Linked DNA regions of Homo sapiens: region 2 is linked to region 1. The links are chromatin contacts, found by Hi-C or POLR2A ChIA-PET in ENCODE. All regions are on one chromosome and are shown on one strand. Each heading gives the region's core, a stretch centred on a gene start or an enhancer-like site at or near the end of the contact. The rest is flanking DNA. Distances are from core to core; before and after follow the strand shown.

Region 1 (4,124 bases), core at 128-2,627:
GCACTGGCATTACCTGAGATGAGATCCGGGGGGAGTGGCCACAGAAGTGAAATGAGTAGCAAACTACACAGCCTAGAGTCATGCCCACAAGATGTCCTTTTTCCTGCAGGTTCTCCATCCCTAAAATTAACATTGTTACCATCTTTCTCCCACTTCACCCCTCAACTTGGAATATTGTCTAGCAAATACTGCATTGCTGCTTTATTCAGTCACTTTCTTACATTACCACTTTCAACATTTATTAAGCATCTACTATGTGACAGTCACTGAGCTGAGTTCTATGGAGAAAAGACAGAGGAAAAGCAGATTGGCTGCCCCAGAAGCTTGTAGTCAGTCTGGGGAAGTGGAGAAGTTAAATTACCCATTTGTAATCAATAGAATTTTATTAGGCACCTATTAAATGCCAGACACAATGAGAAAGTAGGTTAAATGAAATAATGAAGCCCATAATCCAGTAAAACTGATAAACAAATATGCAAATAGCTATGATACATTATAAGATGCAATATGGTTGGAATAAATGGGTATTAAGCATAAAAACTTCAATTTGCCTGGAGGTTGGGGAAGCCTTCACCATATGAGTTTTTAATTGAGCCTTGGAGAATGAGGGGGAAGCAGTGGGGGCGGCGGGGAGAAGCAGAGGGAGAATTTGGAAGGAGGGGCCTTATGGACCAAGTGTATAGATTCGGTAAGAACCCAGGCCTAAAATACTATTATTTAGAGAATGCCAAGTACACATGGGCTTGGGGGAACCTGGCAGAAAACACGGGAAAGGGGTGCCAGGCTAAAAATAAAATTGGTAATGTACCCCACAAGCAATGGAAAGCCAAGGAAGGCTCTCAGGCCAAGGAATGCAACCACCATGCTCAGGTTGAAGAACAACCATTGACTGAAAGAATTAAAGGTCAGTGTGGGTGAAAAACCAAGTTAAAATTCTAAAGCAAATATTTTGACTCCCATTCAAGTGCTCTTTCCATCACACAAGTCAACCAGGACAAGGCTCAAAAAGAAGCCACCAATCTTTGACCACTGGAAAGTAGCTGGGACCTTCCAAAGGAAGAGATGGGAGGCGAAGCTGTGAGCACAGAAACGTGGGAAGTGACATGTATTCCCAGATAGTGGCCTCTTCCAGGGCAAGGACCATGTCTTACCAATCCGTGCATGGAAGCATCTTGCAAAGGCAGGTGTGAACTCCCTGGGGAGGATTCTCTAGAGAATGAGCAACTGCAGGCTGAGCAGGAGCGTGTGTGTGGGTGTGGAGAGAGGTATCCTCCACTGCGCTGGTCTTTCATGTGGGGTAGCCGAGATCTCCTCCTCACCGCCATCTGCACAATAAGCCTTTGCAATTTCAAAGCACCATCCCACGTTTTCTCACATGTAACTGGCTGGTGGAGCAGATGTTGATGGGGAAGTCCTGCTGAAATGACTAATCACTGTCGACTGCACTGGAAAGAGAACCCAGGCTAGAAGCCAAATAAGGCAAAATGACATCACAGCAGCTTAAGAAAGAAAGGACCATTCATGTCTGACAAGTGTGTGATATTTGCGACTCAGAGCTTTATTAACAGCGACGGGGCCCCAAAGCATTCCTACTTGTCCATCATATAAAAATTTAACAACAATTGGATTCCACAAGTCTTATCAAATACACACACAGACTGTAGTAATTAAGATCCTTCAGGAATTATATTTTACATTTAGTCCTACGTCTAAATTGAAAAAGATTTTCAGATCACTTTCGTGTGCACTGTAGGCTCAACTGTTTTTTGAAACTGCTTTACAATAACACAAATTGTGAGTGTTAACATAATAGATGCAATAATGTCTAATACATTGTTGCTAGGCATTTACAAAAAAGCCAAGCGCTATTAAAGTATGTGGTCAAAAGATTACAATGTAACTGAAGCCACATAATATGTTATAATGAGTATAAATTATGCATTTAATTTTAAAGGTTAGCTATATGTTTAGTAGAGTGCTTTAAAAGCAAAATAATCTGATGACATAAACTTGAGTCATGCAAAAGCAAGTTGGTAAATATCGCAAAATATGATGGAGAACAATTTGGTCTCAGCTCTGGACACCCTAGTACTTTAATTGATAATGTGTCTTCTGGTTTTTTGGTTTAGGATGTTTTGGCATAAATGAAAAAAAGCAAATCAGAAACTTGTTTTATTCCAAGCAGCTGGGGGTGTAGATCTTGACTGTAATAGGCCACAAGGGTCCAGTTACACCAAGACCCTCAAAGAATTCCAAACCTTATTCAGACTGGGCATGCTCTAAGCCACCTGGTAAGGGTCACTCTGACACAAAACCTAGGATTCCTCTTGTTCCAGAATCCCTGAGCTTACCTTGGAGAAAGCAAGGGTGTGTGTGTGTGTGTGTGTATGTATGTGTGTGTGTGCACGCATGCCCATGCACACCCATTCCTCTTTAACTCTGCTTTCTTAGTCAATTGCAATATCCCGCCAAGGCCATGTTAACTCCTCCCTGCCTCTAATGTGGCTCTTTCCTACTTCCACCCAGTGCTTCTGCGACGTGGTTTATCTGCCTCCTTTACGGGAGACAGGGCATTTCAACTGGTACTAACCCTATCAACCATCCCTCCTCACCGGTCCACCTCCCCGTCGCCTCCTTCCAGCGGCATCTCCTCACCCTGCCTCATGCACTGGGGCCACCTCTGCCAGCTTTCCATCATGCAGACACCTCCTCTCCCGCCTCTTTCTTCAGCTTCCTGCCTCTCCTTGGAGAAGACATCTCCTTCCTCCTGCCTTGTCTCCCCTGACCCCCACCATTCAGTGGTGACGATGGGTGTGGCCGTCCTTCCCTTTCAATTCCAGTCCGAGTTCTCTGCCAGTAAGTGGCCTCTCCCTATGCCACCCATGTAAATGACACTTATCAGAGTGTTTCTGCATCATACCCAGCCTGGCCACTGCCAGCGCTCACCCAAGCCTAACTCAGCACCTGCTCCCCTAGCAAATCACAACCTTTCCAAGATCCACCTCTCCCCAGGGGCCATCTTGTTCCCTAATAACCTCCAAATTTCTGATCTCTGTTCTCACAAGGTCCTTCAATTACTCAACCTCTTTATACAACTGGCAGCCCTTCAACCCTCTCCTGGCTATACCGCCAACTCATTCTCTCTGTAACTCACAGCCAGTGCTACTGTTGCCCTTATCAGAGCTCTGCATTCCTCCTACCAATGCCAGTATTTAGCCATGATGGCCAGGTCCCACTCTCCCATTGGTTATGAACTCCTGCCTTAAGAACTCCTAATAGAGTCCACTGTGTTGGGAGTACTGGGTACCTGAGCTGTGTGGTGATACTGAGTTGGGGCGCTCCTGGGCACCACGGCCTCCTCAAGTCCACATGCAGGCCCCTGTGATGGGAGAGAGGCCTTGTAAAGACCCACTCTGCAAAGAAAGGGAATGAGGCAGACATGCCCTAGAGATGACAGAGCCTGGGCCAGTGCATGAGGAGCTGCCAGACAGCTTTCAGGTTCCCATGATGTCAGCCTCCACTTCCTCCTGTTGAGCTCCCCGTGGGTCCCCTGACACCCTACAACAAATCCCACTTCACTTAAGCTAAGTAGGTTTTTGTTTCTCGCCACCAAGCCATCCTTGACTGAGATACCTTCAACACAGCTGCGGGGTCGTCCCTCCCACCCACTTGCTCAGTCTTTTCCCCTGCGGAATCTGCTTGCCTGTTTCTATTGATACAGGCACACACCACACAGAGCCTTAATTTTCACTTGAACAAATGCTGCCTGGCTTTGTCCCAAAGAGAACAAGAGGCAGCCCCATGACTTAATCACACAACAGGTGAGCCAGTCCGTGCCAACGTTTACACCAACTTGTCTCGGACCTGCTGGAGTTATCTGCCTGCCGGAGTTTCCTAACAAAAATCCTAATCACTGGCATTAAATTGTGGAATATCCCAGAAGTTTGCAGCACCCCGGCTCCACAGCAGCAGGAAGCACTCCGGCTTTGAGGGTAGAGTTGTATGCGGAAGGATGACCACAGGGTAAAATGTGTTCAAGCAAACATTCTTCATCTCAAATCACTTAGAACTTCAGCAATAAGATGAATGGTTCCTATGGCAATGGATAAGCCCCAGGTGCCAGC
Region 2 (4,195 bases), core at 520-3,019, 90 kb after region 1:
TTAAGTGAGTAGCGATACTTGGCAAATATGTCATGCACCTTCCTGTTTCATGACCTACAATTTTAAAAAATGATCTGGGCCAGGCACTATGGCTCATGCCTATAATCCCAGCACTTTGGGAGGCTTAGGCAGGAGGATCACTTGAAGCCAGGAGTTTGAGACCAGCCTGGGCAACACAGACCACCAAGTCTACAAAAAATTAAAAATAAAAAAATTATCCAGGTGTGATGGTACGTGCCTGAGGTCCCAGCTACTTGGGAGGCTGAGGTAGGAGGATTGCTTGAGCCTAGAAGTTCAATGCTACACAAGAGCTATGATCACGCCACTGCACTCCAGCCTGGGAAACACAGTGAAACCCTGTCTTGACCGGGCATAGCGGCTCAAACCTGTAATCTTAACACTTTGGGAGGCTGAGGCAGGAGGATGGCTTGGAGCCCAGGATTTTGAGGCCAGCCTAGGCAACATAGCAAGACCGTTTTTGCAAAAAAAAAAAAAAAAAAATCAAAACATTAGTCAGGCATGGTGGCATAGGCCTGTGGTCCCAGCTTCTTGGGAGGCTGAAGTGGGAGGACCACTTGAGCCCAGAGGTTGAGGCTGGAATGAGTCACGATTGCACCACTGCACTCCAGCCTTGGCAACAGAGTGAGACCTTGTCTCAAAAGAAAAGAAAGAAAAAGAAAAAGAAACCCTATCTCTCAAAAAAAAATAAAAAGTAGCCAGGTGTGGTGGCTCATGCCTGAAATCCCAGAACTTTGGGAGGCTGAGGCAGGAGGATCACTTGAGGTCAGGAGTTCGAGACCAGCCTGGCCAATATGGTGAAACCCTGTGTCTACTAAAAATACAAAAATTAGCTGAGTGTGGTGGCATGTGCCTGTAATCCCAGCTACTCAGGAGGTTGAGGCAGGAGAATCACTTGAACCCAGGAGGCAGAGGCTGCAGTGAGCGGAAATTACGCCACTGCACTCCAGCCAGGGCAACAGAGTGAGACTCCATCTCAAAAAAAATAAAATAAATAAAAATAAAAAGTAGAATCATACAATGTTTGTCTTTTTGTGACTGGCTTACTTCACTTAGTATAATGTCTCCAAGCTTCATTGATGTAGTATGTAGCAAGATTTCTTTCCTTTTTAAGGCTGAATAATAGTCCGTGTAGGTATACACCATATTTTGTTTATTCATTCATCCATGAGTAGACACTTGGGTTGCTTCCACCTGTCGACTATTGTGAATAATGCTACTGTGAACCTGGGTGTACAAAAATTCAATACAAATTTTAAGAATTGGTGAGCCATATGTGTCTAGGAAAATAAAGCAGATGACCTCTATCTCACTGGTACCAGGAAATCACTTATTTCATGGAATCAGAAAATGTTAGAGCAGGAAACAATTATTAAATCATCATCTATATTTATTTATAGATGAGGAAACAGACATGAAGAGACTTAACTAGGATGGTTTGTAAAATGTTCAGTTCCTACGTTTGGGGAGAAGGAGCTGTTGAAAAGAACCCCTCTCCCAGGCAAAATTTTCTACCCAACTTGTCATGCCACATACCTCAAATTCCCTACATCACAGATTTATTTACTTCGATGAAGGCACTGGTAATTTTACCAGGAATCTCCTAGTAAAATAAAAATAGCTCCAAGGGAAAGCCATTGTTGACCCACAACCCTTTGTCTTGAAAGACTGGTTTTCCATGAAACAATAAGCTTAGAGTGGCGCTCTTAGGGAATAGAGCCTGCCCAGGGGAACTCAAAGAGGAGGTGGAGTCTCCAGGAATTGTCAGCATAGACAAGCCACAAGGAAACAATCGCCTCTTGAAAAGCTCCAGGCATCCAGGGGTAGTCAATCCCCAGAAAAGTCAAGCTAGAGAAGGCCAAAGACCAACTCAGGCAGCATTACAATGCTGGCTAGCTCTTTACGCCATGTTGGGCTTCATGTCAAAATATAAGACTTCGCCATCAGTGCTCTGGGGCCAGGACTCAGTTCAGGATGTTCGTGGCATATTTCACCAGGCTTTCTCAGTCACATGAGCAAAGACTCTTTTTTTCATTAGCAAGAATGGAAAATGCCCAAATGCATCACCAACTGAGGAAATCATTTTGTTTCAACAGATTTCAATCTCTCTGGCACCAAAACGTGTTTCATGATGGAGCTGAGGGAATTCTGTCAGCAAAATGCAGTGTTCTAAGACCAAGAGAACTCCATTATAACACAGCTCGTTAGCACAAGGATCTGAACATTCCTCGGGTCAGAGACTGCTCTCTATAAACACAGCAACCAAGTTCGATTCTTCAGTAGAGTGTTATTTCTACCTCCAATTCCAAAGCTATGAAGTGGTTCCTTCTTATGCCTGCAGAAGAACAACAAGATTTGAAAAGAGAATTATGGTAGACCAAGGAAAGCATGCACCTACAAATATGTTTGACAATATCCACAAATGATGGATAGAGCCTTTTGCAATCCCAACATCAAGGCGGATGAGACCAGAAAACCTGCTATTTGTTAAAAAATCATAAAACAACATCTAATTGGCCAATAAGAAATGAGATTTACTGTTCTATCTGCAGGTGAGTCAAGAGAATGTAGAAACTGGGTAATTAAAACAAAGTCAGGCCAGGTGTGGTGGCTCATGCCTGTAATCCTAGCACTTTGCAAGGCGGAGGCAGGCGGATCACTTGAGGTCAGGAGCTCCAGACCAGCCTGGCCAACATGGTGAAGCCCTATCCCTGCTAAAAATACAAAAATTAGCTGGAAATCGCTGGAACCTGGGAGGCAGAGGTTGCAGTGAGCTGAGATCGTGCCACTGCACTCCAGCCTGGGCAACAGAGCAAGATGCTGTCTAAAAAAAAATAAATAAATAAATAAAATGAAACAAAGTCAGAGGTGCGGCTTGGTGGCTCACACCTGTAATCCAGCACTTTGGGAGGCCGAGGCGGGAGGATTGCTTGAGCCCAGGAGTTCGAGACCAGCCTGGGCAACATCATGAGACCCCATCTCTACAAAAAATACACACACACACATACACACAATTAGCCAGGCATGGTGGCCTGTGGCTGCGGTCCCAGCTACTAGGGAAGCTGAGTTGGGAGGATGGTTTGAGCAGGGAAGGAGGAGGTTTCAGTGAGCTGAGATTGTACCACTGCATCCCAGTCTGAGCAACAGAGCCAGACCTTAAGAAAAGAAAAGAAAAAAATAAGAGAAGAGAAGAGAAGAGAGAGGGAGAGAGGGAGGGAGGGAGGCAGGGAGGCAGGAAGAAGGGAAGAAAGGAAGGAAGAAAGGAAAGAAAAGAAACCTGGCTGGGCACGGTGACTCACAGCTGTAATCCTAGCATGCCACTTCAGCTCAGGAGTTTAAGACCAGCCTGGGCAACATAGTGAAAGCTCATCTCTACAAAAAGGTTTTTATACAATTAAAAAAAAAAGCCAGATACCACAGTAATTAAGACAGTTTACACACATTAGCTGTATAGTTTACTAAACTAGGAATCAACCATACTCTGGGGAGAACCCAGAAAACAGTATTTCTGGGGCCCTGCCATTGTGATACCTATAGTATGTGATAAGTAAAGTCCACAATAACAAAATATAGTAAGTTCACAACAATTTAATCTAAATAATAAAAATTAAATTGTAGCATTACTCCAATTCCCGTGGTAGTAATATTCGGCTTACTTCACTGACAAGGTAATTGTTAATTGAGCCAACATCTGCTTTATCCTCTCCCATGTCCCAGTAGGCCAAGCTCATATGACCTATTCCAATCTTCCCCAGAGGCCTTCCTATCTTGTGTCTCAGCAGCCTAAGGAAGCATACTGGACTGTATTAAGCTAGCCCCTAACCAACAGAGCCCACGCTGCAATCTTTTTTTATGGATCTTACCACGGAGTGGACAGCCCCCAGAACTGGGTTGGGATTGTCAGAGACACCACTAAAGGCTGTCCTCTCCAGCACTTGTAAGCTTGGTTTCATTTTTCCATTAAAAAAAAAAAAAAGGAACATATGGCTAGGCACAGTGGCTCACGCCTGTAATCCCAACACTTTGGGAGGTCGGTGGATGGATCACCTGACGTCAGGAGTTCGAGACCAGCCTGGACAACATGACGAAACCCCATCTCTACTAAAAGTACAAAAATTAGCTGGGCATGATGGTGGGCGCCTGTAATCCCTGCTACTTGGGAGGCTGAGGCAGGAGA

The links. Hi-C counts contacts between places; a loop is a spot of excess contacts on that map. ChIA-PET counts read pairs that join two places held with the same protein, here RNA polymerase II (POLR2A). Pooled maps may share reads with other maps.
Region 2: a loop to region 1 is called in a pooled map, with 5 times the contacts of the local background. The contact joins two enhancer-like sites. A Hi-C loop is called at or near these places in 4 of 50 pooled maps. POLR2A ChIA-PET finds 5 or more read pairs at or near these places in 2 of 52 experiments (HEK293T and HepG2).

What each region holds. Positions count from the first base shown.
Region 1 is chr6:6,917,359-6,921,482 of GRCh38, forward strand. No RefSeq gene overlaps it. Among named protein-coding and RNA genes, the nearest start is that of LINC03055, 34 kb to the left of the region's middle. RefSeq lists an enhancer at 1,444-1,493. Within about 2 kb of position 1,378, at least 2 of the 41 ENCODE cell types and tissues checked have a DNase peak (open chromatin) inside an H3K27ac peak, as active enhancers do.
Region 2 is chr6:7,007,001-7,011,195 of GRCh38, forward strand. No RefSeq gene overlaps it. Among named protein-coding and RNA genes, the nearest start is that of RREB1, 99 kb to the right of the region's middle. Within about 2 kb of position 1,770, at least 2 of the 41 ENCODE cell types and tissues checked have a DNase peak (open chromatin) inside an H3K27ac peak, as active enhancers do.